Linked DNA regions of Homo sapiens: region 2 is linked to region 1. The links are chromatin contacts, found by Hi-C or POLR2A ChIA-PET in ENCODE. All regions are on one chromosome and are shown on one strand. Each heading gives the region's core, a stretch centred on a gene start or an enhancer-like site at or near the end of the contact. The rest is flanking DNA. Distances are from core to core; before and after follow the strand shown.

What was found. A loop is a pair of places that touch in the nucleus more often than their neighbours do. ChIA-PET counts read pairs that join two places held with the same protein, here RNA polymerase II (POLR2A). Pooled maps may share reads with other maps.
Region 2: a loop to region 1 is called in a map of endothelial cell of umbilical vein, with 5 times the contacts of the local background. The contact joins the promoter of KLHL22 here to the promoter of DGCR6L in region 1. A Hi-C loop is called at or near these places in 7 of 168 maps with a recorded cell type or tissue (CD8-positive, alpha-beta T cell, K562, dorsolateral prefrontal cortex and 3 more), 6 of 37 single-sample maps with no recorded cell type and 18 of 50 pooled maps. POLR2A ChIA-PET finds 5 or more read pairs at or near these places in 6 of 52 experiments (Caco-2, K562, activated CD4-positive, alpha-beta T cell and 2 more).

The regions. Positions count from the first base shown.
Region 1 is chr22:20,318,810-20,324,540 of GRCh38, forward strand. It overlaps DGCR6L (DiGeorge syndrome critical region gene 6 like), which reads right to left and starts at 1,251. Exons shown (of 5, transcript NM_033257.4): 1 at 1,070-1,251; 2 at 830-990. The coding sequence starts at 1,179. RefSeq lists silencers at 597-891, 928-1,157, 1,288-1,417, 1,608-1,657 and an enhancer at 1,537-2,324.
Region 2 is chr22:20,494,484-20,500,635 of GRCh38, forward strand. It overlaps KLHL22 (kelch like family member 22), which reads right to left and starts at 1,312. Exons shown (of 7, transcript NM_032775.4): 1 at 1,277-1,312. LOC101928824 (a long non-coding RNA gene) reads left to right here and starts at 1,430. Exons shown (of 4, transcript XR_007068011.1): 1 at 1,430-2,204; 2 at 4,184-4,308; 3 at 4,758-4,883. RefSeq lists a silencer at 972-1,631 and an enhancer at 1,826-2,478.

The sequences.
Region 1 (5,731 bases), core at 1-2,500:
CATCTCACCAAAAAGACTTACCCAGCCACAAATGTCAGCATGGCTGGGTTGAAAATCCTGGTCTCCAGGAATGCTGAAGACTCTTGGTGAATGCTATGCTGTCACATGTATATATTTTGGGATGTCAAGAACTAGAGCAAAACGTTAACTATTGAACTTTAGTGAAGAGCACAAGCGTATGCACTATACTATCTTTTCAGCTTTTCTAAATGTTTTAACTTCTAAAATAAGAAGTTTGGGAAAAATAACAAAGGTGGAAACTGATGGTGCAGGGGGACCTGCCCTATATAATTTGCAGGAAAGGGCTCCCAAGCCCACCAAGCAGGCCTGGCTCAAGTGGGAAGCTCTTCGGGTTTGGGAGGGCGCCACAGGAGACAGTGCTTAGGAATTTGATGTGCAACTGGAATGAGGCCCTGCGAGGCCTGAGAGGGAACTGACCCTGAAAGACGCTTGCTGCACAACTGTCAACAGACTTCCAACTACTGAGGGGCAATGCTGCTGCAGTCAGCGCCACCACCAGAGTCTGCCTGCAGGCCAATCAGGCACCGAGGCCTAGGGCCATCCTGTCTGGAAGCGCGTGGGGCACAGGGAAGCCCGAACAGGGAGTTTCTGCTAAGAAGGTGGGTGCTGCGCAACTGAAAACAAAACTGGTTGGACCCACTGATCACCAAAAAGGCGCTGTCTCAGTCTCTGCGCCCGTTGATTTTGTCAATCTTAGAGACCTCTTCCGAACACTTCCAAGGAAGGAGCTGATCTGCACAGATACCAAGAGCTGCCCGGAGGCGCCGACCCGGAGGAGGCGGCACCTCATCCCGCTGCCCCCGCGCACCTCGGTGCTCGTTCTGTAGGCGCAGGCGCTGGTTGTACAGGCTCTTTTCGGTGAGGTGCTGGATCTCCAGTAGCCCCTGCACGATTTCGAACACGGTGCCGTCGAGAAGCGCCAGGGCCAGGTCGCTGAGCGTGGTGTAGGACAGGCGCTGCTGGAAAGAGCTGCGGGTAGGGGGGCGCGGTGAGCCCCGGCGGGAAACGAAGCCGCCTCCGCAGGCCTCCGCCCGCCCCGCCTGCGTACCTGGGCAACTCCTTCACCAGGCTCTGTAGCGCCGACAGCAACTGGTAGTGTCGCTCCTGCTGCCGGGCACCGTCCGCCACCTCCTCCAAGGCGGCCGCGTAGCGCTCCATGGCGCGGACGCCCGCTAGCCGCCGGCGGCGGCGACGAGCTCCCCCAGCTTCACGACATCCCGAGCGCGGCGCGTCCCGCCCCTTTTACGATTGTCCCACGCGCGGCGCGCTCCGCCCCCTTTTACGACAGTCCCGAGAGGGCCTGGCCGCCTGCCCCGCCCTGCCCCGCGCCCCGCCGCCTGCTTATTCAGGAGGCGCGCCCCGCTCCTCTGCGGAGACTCCAAGGAGGGTTTTGCTCAGCCCAGGCTCGCACCTGCCTGCTCCCCGCGCGACATTAAAGGCGAGACTCCGCCGTCTGGATATCGCAGGACCACGGAGAATCCCACCGGCCCTTGCTGAGTCATTGCGGGCCGAGGTCCGGGCTCCGCGCCGGCGCGCCTGCGAGGTGGACTGTCCCGGTCACCGGCCTCCCCAGAGGCAGGGGTCTCGGGCCAGAGCCCACAGGACCTGGGTCTAAGGCACCATCCGCGGCCGAGCAGTGGCGCTGGGGTCTGTCTGCGTCCTCCCCGCCCCCGGGGTGAGACAGACAGGACCGCCCTAGAGCCTCTGGGTCAGGACAGTCGGAGCCAGAGTCCCCATCTGGGCCTCCGTGGCCCCCAGCCCGTGAGCCCAGACTGCGCTCTCCCCGCTCCACAGGCCAGCTGCTGGGCCGGGGCTGGGGGGCTTCTGGTGGCTGGGGCTGAACCGTCTAGGAACAGGCTTTAATAGGAGGGGCTCGGGTGGAGGAATGGCTCCTGCAAAGGCCCTGCCAGAGTCAGGTCAGGTGGGTGGGCGAGAGGACCAGTGTGGCCAGGCTGCGGAAGCCAGCACAGGAGACAAGGGCGGGTGCTGTGCATTACAGAGGCTGCTGGGGGCTTGTCCATAGAGCAGCAGGGGGCACGGAAGGGCTTGGGGACGCAGACACGATCAGACTTGCATTTCATCAGGCACTCTTTAGCTGCCTGCTGGGTGGCTGGGCTGTGTGAGATGACCCTGCTTTGACCAGGTTAGGAATTATGACTGGTTTCCAGAGAGAACATTGGTTAGTAATTGGCTATGGGGAAGAGGGGGCGTTGAGCCAACCAACTGGGGTCCCCCTGAAGTGCCAGCAAAGTGTCTGGTTTTCTCCAGGATCTGTTTCCTCAGTCCCTGGCAGGATTGGCTCCCCTGCACGCCATGTCCTTGTGGTCCCTTCCAGACAGAAACCAGGCATGAATAAAGTGAATAATGACAAGCGCTCAGGCCACTGCCGTGGAGGGCGGTCCACAACCCAGAGCTGGTCATGCGCCGGGCACCCTGGCCTCCAGGTCCCTCAGAATGGCAGGAGCTGGAGGTGGGACTCGAGATTGTGGGAGCTGAGTCTGTAGTGAGTGACCAGGAGCCAGCTGGGGCTGGGCTTGGTCACTGTCACCTCCCCCGGAGGTGGTGAGTGGGATGATTAGCTGGGTGAAGACGCCTGCCTGTTTCACCAGTGTCCCTGCCCTCAGTCCCCCAGTCCATGAAGAGTGTCTGTGTGGAGACTGGGAGGATATAGGGCAGCCCCACGTGATGATATGTCTGTGGCCAGCTGGGCAACACTGTCGCCAGCTCCGGGGTCTGCCAGGTGGGGTGGGGGCTGTGAGCCACAGCAGGAGCAGGCCAGGCCTGGGTTTGGACACCTGCTCCTCTGCCTTGTCCGGGTGCTGATGCAGGAAGGCCCCTTCTCCAACCCTTGGTGCAACGTCTGACCTGAACCAGCTTCCCCAGCCCAGCAACACTGCTCCCCTAATGTGGATGTCAACCTAAAGAAACAAACTGAACCACAGTTCATATAGAGAGTTTGTCTGGGCCAAGGCTGAGAGAGCTGCCCAGGACACACCAAGTTGCCCTGGGAGTGCTTCATTCAGCCTTATTACAAGCAAGTTTTTAAAGACTGAAGGGGACAAGGAGTGGGCTGATATGAAGTCAGCAGGAATTCTGACTGCTTTCCAGAGAGAACCCTTAGTGACTGGCTATAAGGTGTTGGACTACTGGGTAAGAGTTATGGTGTCCAGCGTATGGCTTTTTATGCCTACTTGGTGTCAGTCTGGAACCCACAGAGCAATTGGCTTCAAGAGGTCGTTAGCTCAAGTAGGAGTGGGATGTGACTGCTGTTTCATTCCAGTGCCTCTCTGGGCCAGATAATTAAAGGGAGCTCACATTCCTCAGATAAAAAAGTTCCTTTCGCATTAGGAGAAATACGTAATGTAGATGATAGGTTCATGGGCACAGCAAACCACCATGGCACGTGTATACCTATGTAACAAACCTGCACGTTCTGCACATGTACCCCAGAACTTAAAAGAATATATATATGAATATATATATATACTTTATACATATATATATAAACTTCCATTGTGCGCGCGCGCACACACACACACACACACACACACACACAAAGTTCCTTTTCTTTTTCATGGACATGAGCAGTATGTCACTCAGGCATGGGGACTCCTGGGCCACCTCTGGGTCTTCAGGGAGGGCCTGGTCTGGAAGGAGGGGTCTCATCCTCCAGAGCCCCAGGGATGGGTGATATATGTGTAGGAATGGGGGAGCTGGTTCGCAGACGTGCGTTTCCCCTGTGTGTGTGGACACGATGGGCCCCATGGCTCTTCCCGTCGGGTGGTATCCACCGAAGGCCTTTGCTCTGCGGCCACTGTCCACCTCCACTTGGCCTCCCGAGTCCACCAGGCTGGCTGGTGACACCTTGGGTTAGTGTGGGGTGACTGGTGTGTGTTGGGGAGCTGCAGGTCCCCTGTCTCTGACACAGCTGTGTCTGGGCAAACACCAAGGTTTGAAGGAGTGGGTGCCTGTGTGTGTGTGTGTGTGTGTGTGTGTGTGTGTGCGCGCACGTGTGTCAAAAGGCTTTGCTGCATGCCTTTTGTGTGGCTCTTTGTCACATGTGCCTTTCTGTGTTTCTCTGTGAGTTTTCATGTGTCAGGTTGTATGTCTGTTGTGTGGGCGGAGAAACAGCTCTGCTGTGGGGCCCTGAGCCATTGCAGGATCCCCATAGGCCATGCAGAGGTGCACACAGCACCTGACCTAAGCCTGCTCCTCCCAGAACATCAGGCTGCACCCAGGCCACCGCTCACTCCGTCTGTCTCCCGAGACTGTTCCTCACTTCCTGCCTCACTGGCCCTGGTGAGGGTGAGGCTCCCTGCCCCCGGCCCTCAAAACAGAGCTGCAGATGAGGACGCCACCCAGCTGCAGTGTCAAGGGGCTCCTCCACAGTGGGTGTCCCGCAACGCATGCTCTCTGACCCCTTTTGTTTCAGTGTTGTCCTTTTTAGTGTGTGGCACCAGGACAGCAGGGAGCTGCCACCTCAGGCTTCTCTTATTTTCACTCTGTGAGTAATAAGGTCTGAATGAGAGGGGCTCATTGTGTCTTTACTGTCAAATCAGTCAGGCCTTGGCCTTGGCATGTCTTGCGTGTGCTTGACAAATGTATTGCTCATGGGGTCTGGTGGAGGCACAGCACCCTTTTAGAAGACAGGGTCTGTGCGGACCAGTTACGGGTGACATTTCCTAGGCACAGCTCTTGCCTAAGTGGTGTGGGATGGGAGGAGGGCGGGGCTTCCCACTGTCCCACCAGCAAAATGGGCTGTGTGGCCAGCTCCTCAGGACCCGAGAGCATTTGCTCCAGGTTGATAAAATGTTGCGGTGTTGGGTGGCAAGAGTAGGATTGAAACCAGCCACCCAGTTGGTGCTTTGTTACCATCAGAAGTGTTTGCTGAGTCAAAGCAAATGGCCACTCAAAACTGAGTGGGCTGAGTGTGGTGACTCACACCTGTAATCCCAGCACTTTGGGAGGCCAAGATGGGCAGATGGCTTGAGGCCAGGAGTTCAAGACCAGCCTGGGCAACAGGGTGAGAGCCTGTCTCTACAAAAAGTTTAAAAAATTCGCTGGCATAGTGGCATGTGCCTGAAGTCCCAGCTACTTGCCACTTGGGAGACTGAGGTGGGATCACTTGAGCCCAGGAGGTCCAGGCTGCAGTGAGCTGAGATCACACCACTGTACTGCAGCCTGGGCAACAGAACAAGAATCAAATAATAAATAAGTAAGTAAGTGAGTAAATCCATCCATCCACCCCAGAGTGAGTCAGCTGGGGCTGCTGCATTGCTCCTCCCTCACCCACAGGATTCCCTGGTTCCAGCCAGGAGACGATGGTCAACAGCCACTGCTGTAGTGGTGCCTAGTTAAAACTCTTTGGTTTCTGTCTCTGTAAAAAAAAGTGTCTAATTGCATTTGGGCAAAAAACTTGCAGTGAAGAGAGAAAAAGAGATGAAAGCAACCTGTGAGGGAGGCTCGGGTTGACGTGCGGCATGTGCTGTTTGAGTGTGATGAGTGTGTCGGTTTGCACTGTAGATGCTCAGGAAGTGAGGATATGTGGAGTGCTGACTGTATACATGATGCCTCCACTGGCTGGCTGAGTAGAGTTTCATGAAACAATGTTGGTGGACTCAGCCCTGAATCCCTCAGGCATTCAGAGAGCAACCTCTGTCTTTTTTTTTTTTTTTTTTTTTTTTGAGATGGAGGCTCGCTCTGTTGCCCA
Region 2 (6,152 bases), core at 62-2,561, 180 kb after region 1:
GATTCTCCTACCTCAGCCTCCCGAGTAGCTGGGATTACAAGCACGTGTCACCACACCCAGCTAATTTTTGTATTTTTAGTAGAGACGGGGTTTCACCATGTTGGCCAGGCTAGTCTCTCCTGACCTCAGGTGATCTGCCAGCCTTGGCCTCCCAAAGTGCTGGGATTACAGGCATGAGCCACCGCGCCCGCCCCCAGTCTCATATCCCCAATTTTAGTCATCACAAGCCAAGTTCCCCGTTTTGTACTGTTCGAAGTTTCAGTGGGGAGAAGAAAGGAAGCTTAATGTGCCACATAGCTACAAACTGAAGGATACAAGATGAATTTTTATGAAGTGATGGATGGCAGAGTCAAAATCATTTCAGAGGAACTTTCAGTTCGGTACGATTTTACTGAGTAGATACCCTCAGCCTTCTGTAGGGCCCCCGAACGAGCAGTATCCCCTCAAAGAAACTCAATCCTTGGCAGCATGAAGCAAGGTCGGCCACAAAGGCAAAGGGGGCGGCTGCGGTAGAGGAGAGGGAGTGGGTGCTGATTCCCAGCGGGGCAGCCTTCCAAAGGGTGCGCTCTGGAAGAATCTCCCAGGGAGCCGTCTTGGAGGCACTCGGCCCCGCGGAGGGCCGGAGCGAGGGCGCCCAGTGAGGAGCCCAGGCGGAAGGTGGCGGTGCCCCGCTGCCCGCCCCAGATCCACTCGGCTCGGCCCGCACCGGATCTAAAATGGTCAGAACTGGCAGCCGACGCTTCGCGCTCTGGTGATTTTGCACTGACAGCGCGATCTCCGGCTCCTCTCAGGAAACCGGGAGAGCTGGCAAGGCTGGGCTCCTACGGCTGCAGTCCCCGGGCCCGATCGAGGGAACTGAGGCTCGTCAGGCCGGCCCCAAATCGCCCGCCTGTTGCAAGGCCGCCCGCTCCAGCGCGGAGGGTCGCGGCCAGGAAGGCCGCATTCGGACCTGCCGCAGGCAACAGGGCCCGCCCGGGTGCCAGGAGGCCGGCGCGCCAGCAGCCGCGCTGAGGAGGCCTCGCACCCTGGCCCCTGGCCGAGCGCCAGATCCCGGCCCCTACGCGCCCGCGCCCGGGGATCCCGCCGGCCGCGTCCCCGCCACGTCAGGCCGCGGGCTCTCCTCAGGTCGCCGCCCCCGAGCCTCCGGCCCGCGCCCGCCCCCGCGCCCCTCGGACTCCGCGCCGCTAGCTTGTCCCCGGCCCAGCGATGCCTGCTTGCCGCCCGACCCCCGCGTTCGCTGCCGCCCGGCCCGTTCGGCTCACGCCTCGCAGCTGACCTGGTGCCGCCGCCAGCCGAGGCCGCACTCGCAGCTGGAGGGAGGCGGGAGGCGGGAGGCGGGAGGCGCGAGGCGGGAGGCTGGGCGAGAGGAGCCGGCGGGGCGGGGGCCTGGGCCGTCACGTGGGTGCGCCGCGCAGGCGCCGGGCGGGCCAGACGTAGGCCCGGGGGTTCCCGGCCTGGCCGGGTAGCAGCGCGGGGGCGGCCCTGGGGCGGGGAGACAGGGGGCGGCTCCACTCCGGCGCTCTGCGGAGGACAGCAGCGATCGCCAAGGCTCAGTGAGTCCCCGCACTAGCGCGGCACCTGGCACTTGGCGGGGCCGAACCAACGAATGAGCGAATTTGCCGAGAGTCGCCCCGTCTGAATCCATTGACTCTTTCCTTGCCTCGGTCCTACCCTCATTCCTCGACTCACTTCCTCCTGCCCTTCCTCACTATCTCCCTCCCCGCTCATATCCTCCCTCTCCTTTCCTCATTCCCTTCTTCACTCTCTTCTCTCCTCTCTTACTCCCCCCCTCTCATTCCCTCCCTCCTTCACTCTCTCATTCCTTCCCTTCCTATCTTACCCACCATTCCCTTCCTCCCTCACTCATTCACTCCCTCCCTGTCTCCCCCTCTCATCCCCTCCCTCTCTCATTCCCTTTCCCTCCCTCCTTAACTCTCGTTCTCTCCTCCCTCTCTCATTCCTTCCCTCCCTGTCTCATTTCCCCCCTTCTTTCCCTCCCTCCCTCTCCTCTTCTCCCATTGCCTCCCTCCCTCTTTGATTCCCTTCTTTCCTCCTCTCCTCCACTTGTTCCCTTCGTCACGCGCTCATTCCCTCCCTCCCGCGGCCTGCTCCTTCCCCGCTCCCTCCGCGGTCGGTGCCGCTGACCGTAGCGCGCCCCCTGCGGGATATCGGGGAGAATCGCTTAACACCGCCAGAGTGAACAGGTGCTAGTTTGTGTGCCCGTTCCTTTACTGAGATTTTGCAGTAAATCTAATTCCCAGTCTTAAAGCCTGGTCCCAGAGGTCCGTGCGCGGGTCTTGGCATTCATTGTTCTCCACCTCACCTTCGAGCAGGTCCCATCCTCCGAGGCGTATCCGTAATGGCTGCGCCCAGAGCTTGGAGCCACAGAGCCTCCTGATGGGATAAGGTTGGAGTGTCCCACACTGTGGTTTTGAGAGGGACTGTGAAGGGTGGAGAGAGTGGTAGGGGGAGGATGTGGCTGGAGATGGCTCATGGTTAAAAAGAAAGGTGGGGCCGGGCTTGGTGGCTGGCGCCTGTAATCCCAACACTTTGGGAGGCCGAGACGGGCGGATCACGAGGTCAGGAGATGGAAACCATCCTGGCCAACATGGTGAAACCCCATCTCTACCAAAACACACACAAAAAAACTAGCCGGTCGTGGTGGCGCGCACCTGTAGTCCCAGCTACTCGGGAGCCTGAGGCAGGAGAATCGCTTGAACCCGGGAGGCAGAGGTTGCAGTGAGCCGAGATCACGCGCCACTGCACTCCAGCCTGGTGACAGAGCGAGACTCCGTCTCAAAAAAAAAAAAAAAAAAAAAAAAAAAAATTGGTGGAAGGGGAATGTAAAAGGAGGAAAATACACGGAAGAGAATTGCTGTCCTGGCTGAGTCCAGAGAGATAACTGAGGGTCCCAGACAAGGATCAAGAGAACGGGATTGGCCTCCAGAGGCAGAGGTTCCAAATGGGAGTGGGCTTCCTCCTAGAAAGACTTTCTGGAGGAGACCCCCCTACTGTGTAACAGAGGAGGACTTTGGGATTAAGAAAAGCATTCCAGGAAGCCGACAGTGTCAGCAAACGTGGAGGTGAGATCCTTCAAAGTGAGTGGTGTGGAGGTTTCCAGAATTTTCTGAGCCTGAAGGGAAGGTTGGAGAGCAGACCCTGCCCTTTGGAGGCTTGACTTAGCCCTGAGGGCACCCTGTAGCCAGGGTGGGCAGATGCCAATATGGTAGAGACGAAGACTGAGTAGGGAGCCAGCCACAGTGCTGTGGTCTCAGGCAGGGAGTGAAGACCAGAGTGGAGCAGGCTAGAAACCTGGGAAGGAAGCAGGTTCCCCAGTATAAGCCCAGTGATGTGTGAAGAATGAGCCCAGGAGATGGGTGGGGAAGTAGGCCCACCCTGCCTACAGGGGAGCCAGAGCAAGAGCAGGTCTGGGGGAAGATGAGGCCCCCCTTGGCTCCAGGTAGGGGAAGACTGACCTCCAAGGCCCAATGGGACCAGGTGTACGGGTGGACCCAGAGAGGAGAGGAAAAGGAATCCTGGGGCAGCAACAAGAAGGCCACTGTGGTCTGAATGTCGGTACCCCCAAAATTCATATGTTGGAACTGAATCCTCAGTGCGATACTATTATAAAGTAGGGCCTTTGGGAGGGGTTTAGGTCATGAGGGTGAAGTCCTCACCATGGGATCAGTGTATAAAAGAGGTTCGAAGGAGCTCATCCCCCACTTTTGCCAGGTGAGGACACTGTAATAAGCACCATCTTCAAGGCAGAGAATCGGCTGGGCGCAGTGGCTCACGCCTGTAATCCCAGCACTTTGGGAAGCCGAGGTGGGAGGATCATGAGGTCAGGAGATCAAGACCATCCTGGCTAACATGGTGAAACCCCATCTCTACTAAAAATACAAAAAATTAGCCAGGCATGGTGGTGGGCGCCTGTAGTCCCAGCTACTTGGGAGGCTGAGGCAGGAGAATGGCGTGAACCCGGGAGGCAGAGCTTGCAGTGAGCTGAGATCGCGCCACTGCACTCCAGCCTGGGTGACAGAGCAAGACTCCGTCTCAAAAAAAAAAAGCAGAGAACGGACCCCTCACTAGACACTGGGGCTTTTTTCTGAAGGCTACTGTGTCATATAAAATTTATATTAAATAAATTGATATGCTTTTCTCTTGTTAATCTGTCCTTTGTTAGAGGGGTGTCAACCAGGAACCTTGTGATGCGTGAGGAAAAAATATTACCTTTTCCCCCTACTCTTTCTGGCACCCAACAAACAAGTGGGGTGGCAAAGACACCCCACTTGGGACAACTGGCAAAAGGTAAGCATTCTTACCAAGGTTAACTGTCCCATATCACTGCCTGTAGTACTCAGCTGAGAGTGGAAGGTAAAAACTTCTTGTCCCTTCCTTTCCAAATTCAAATTAGCAGAAGAAAACATTGTGTCTGGATTGTGACTCTTGCTTAAATTTGGTTGAGGGGTAACTGTTTGTTATTGATCCTTTCCTCCCAGGCACAGCTACCTCTTTCCTGTTTGTTTTATTTGTGTCCTGAGAGCTTGGCTTTATGACCAGTGAGAATATTCTCCCTGATCTCTGAATAGCCAGTGGGTGCAAGTGACAGCTTGCTTTAGGACAGCTTGCGTTAGGGTTGCAAGTAACAGCTTGCATTATTACAAACTCCTCTGTCCCGGTCAGAAAAAGAGAAAGTTTGGTTTTTGTTTGTTTGTTTGTTTTTTGTTTTGTTTTAATAGTCTTGCTCTTTCGCCCAGGCTGGAGTGCAGTGGCATGGTGGCATGATCTTGGCTCACTGCAACTGCTGCATCCTGGGCTCAACTGATTCTTCTGCCTCAGCCTCCTGAGTAGCTGGGACTACAGGCACACACTACCACGTCCAGGTAATTTTTTTTGTATTTTTAGTAAAGAGGGGGATTCATCATGTTGCGCAGGGTGATTTTTTTTTTTTTTTTTTAATTCTTTTCTGAGACGGAGTCTTGCTCTGTCACCCAGGCTGGAGTGCAATGGCGGGATCTCGGCTCAGCCTCCTGAGTAGCTGGGATTACAGGCACCTGCCACTACGCCAGCTAATTTCTGTATTTTTAGTAGAGACAGGGTTTCACCATGTTAGTCAGGCTGGTCTCGAACTCCTGACCTCGGGTGATCTGCCCACCTCGGCCTCCCAAAGTGCTGGGATTACAGGCATGAGCCACCGTGGCTGGCCTCTTTTATTTTTAAGATACAGGGTCTCACCCAAGCTGGTCAGGAACTCCTGGCCTCAGTCCACCTGTCTCAGCCTCCCAAAGTGCTAGGATTACAGGCATGAGGGACCACGCCCGGCCAAAGAGAAGGTTCTGAACCTTCTCTTTTTCTGACCATGACAGAGGAGTTTGTAAGTGGGCCAAGTCTATAAGGGGTTTTTGTTGTCTCAGTATTCATTGGTGTGATAGATGAGCCAGTCCATGACTGGAGACGTGACAGTGTTCTGTACAAGATGACATCCTTAGTCACCTGTGTCAACAAAGGTGCCTTCTGGCTAGGCACGGTGGCTCACGCCTATAATCCTAGCACTTTAGGAGGCTGAGCCAGGCAAATCACGAGGTCAGGAGTTAGAGACCAGCCTGACCAACATGGTGAAACCCTGTCTCTACTAAAAATACAAAAAAATTAGCCAGGTGTGGTGGCGCATGCCTGTAATCCTAGCTATTCGGGAGGCTGAGGCAGGAGAATGGGTTGAATCTAGGAGGCAGAGGTTGCAGTGAGCCAAGATCGCGCCACTGTACTCTAGCCTGGGTGACAGAGCGAGACTCCGTCTCAAAAAAAAAAAAAAAACCCAAAGGTGCCTTCTTTCTTTTGACTGTCTTTGCAAGGGGTCTGGATTTGAGAGTGCTGAATCTTTGTGCACCCTCTTTGGAGTGTGTCTTTCTCTCTCTCTCTCTCTCTTTTTTAAGAGACAGAGTCTCACCCAGACTGATCAGGAACTCCTGGCCTCAGGTGGTCCTCCCACCTTGACTTCCCAGAGTGCTGAGATTACAGGCATGAGCCATTGTGCCCAGCCTTGAGGATGTCTCTTTTGTCCATGGTTAAGTCATAAAATGCTTATTGGTCTTGGTTCTGAGTTGCTTGGTAGGTACCTTTGGTTTACAAGAAGAAAAGTGGTGGGTGGGCAG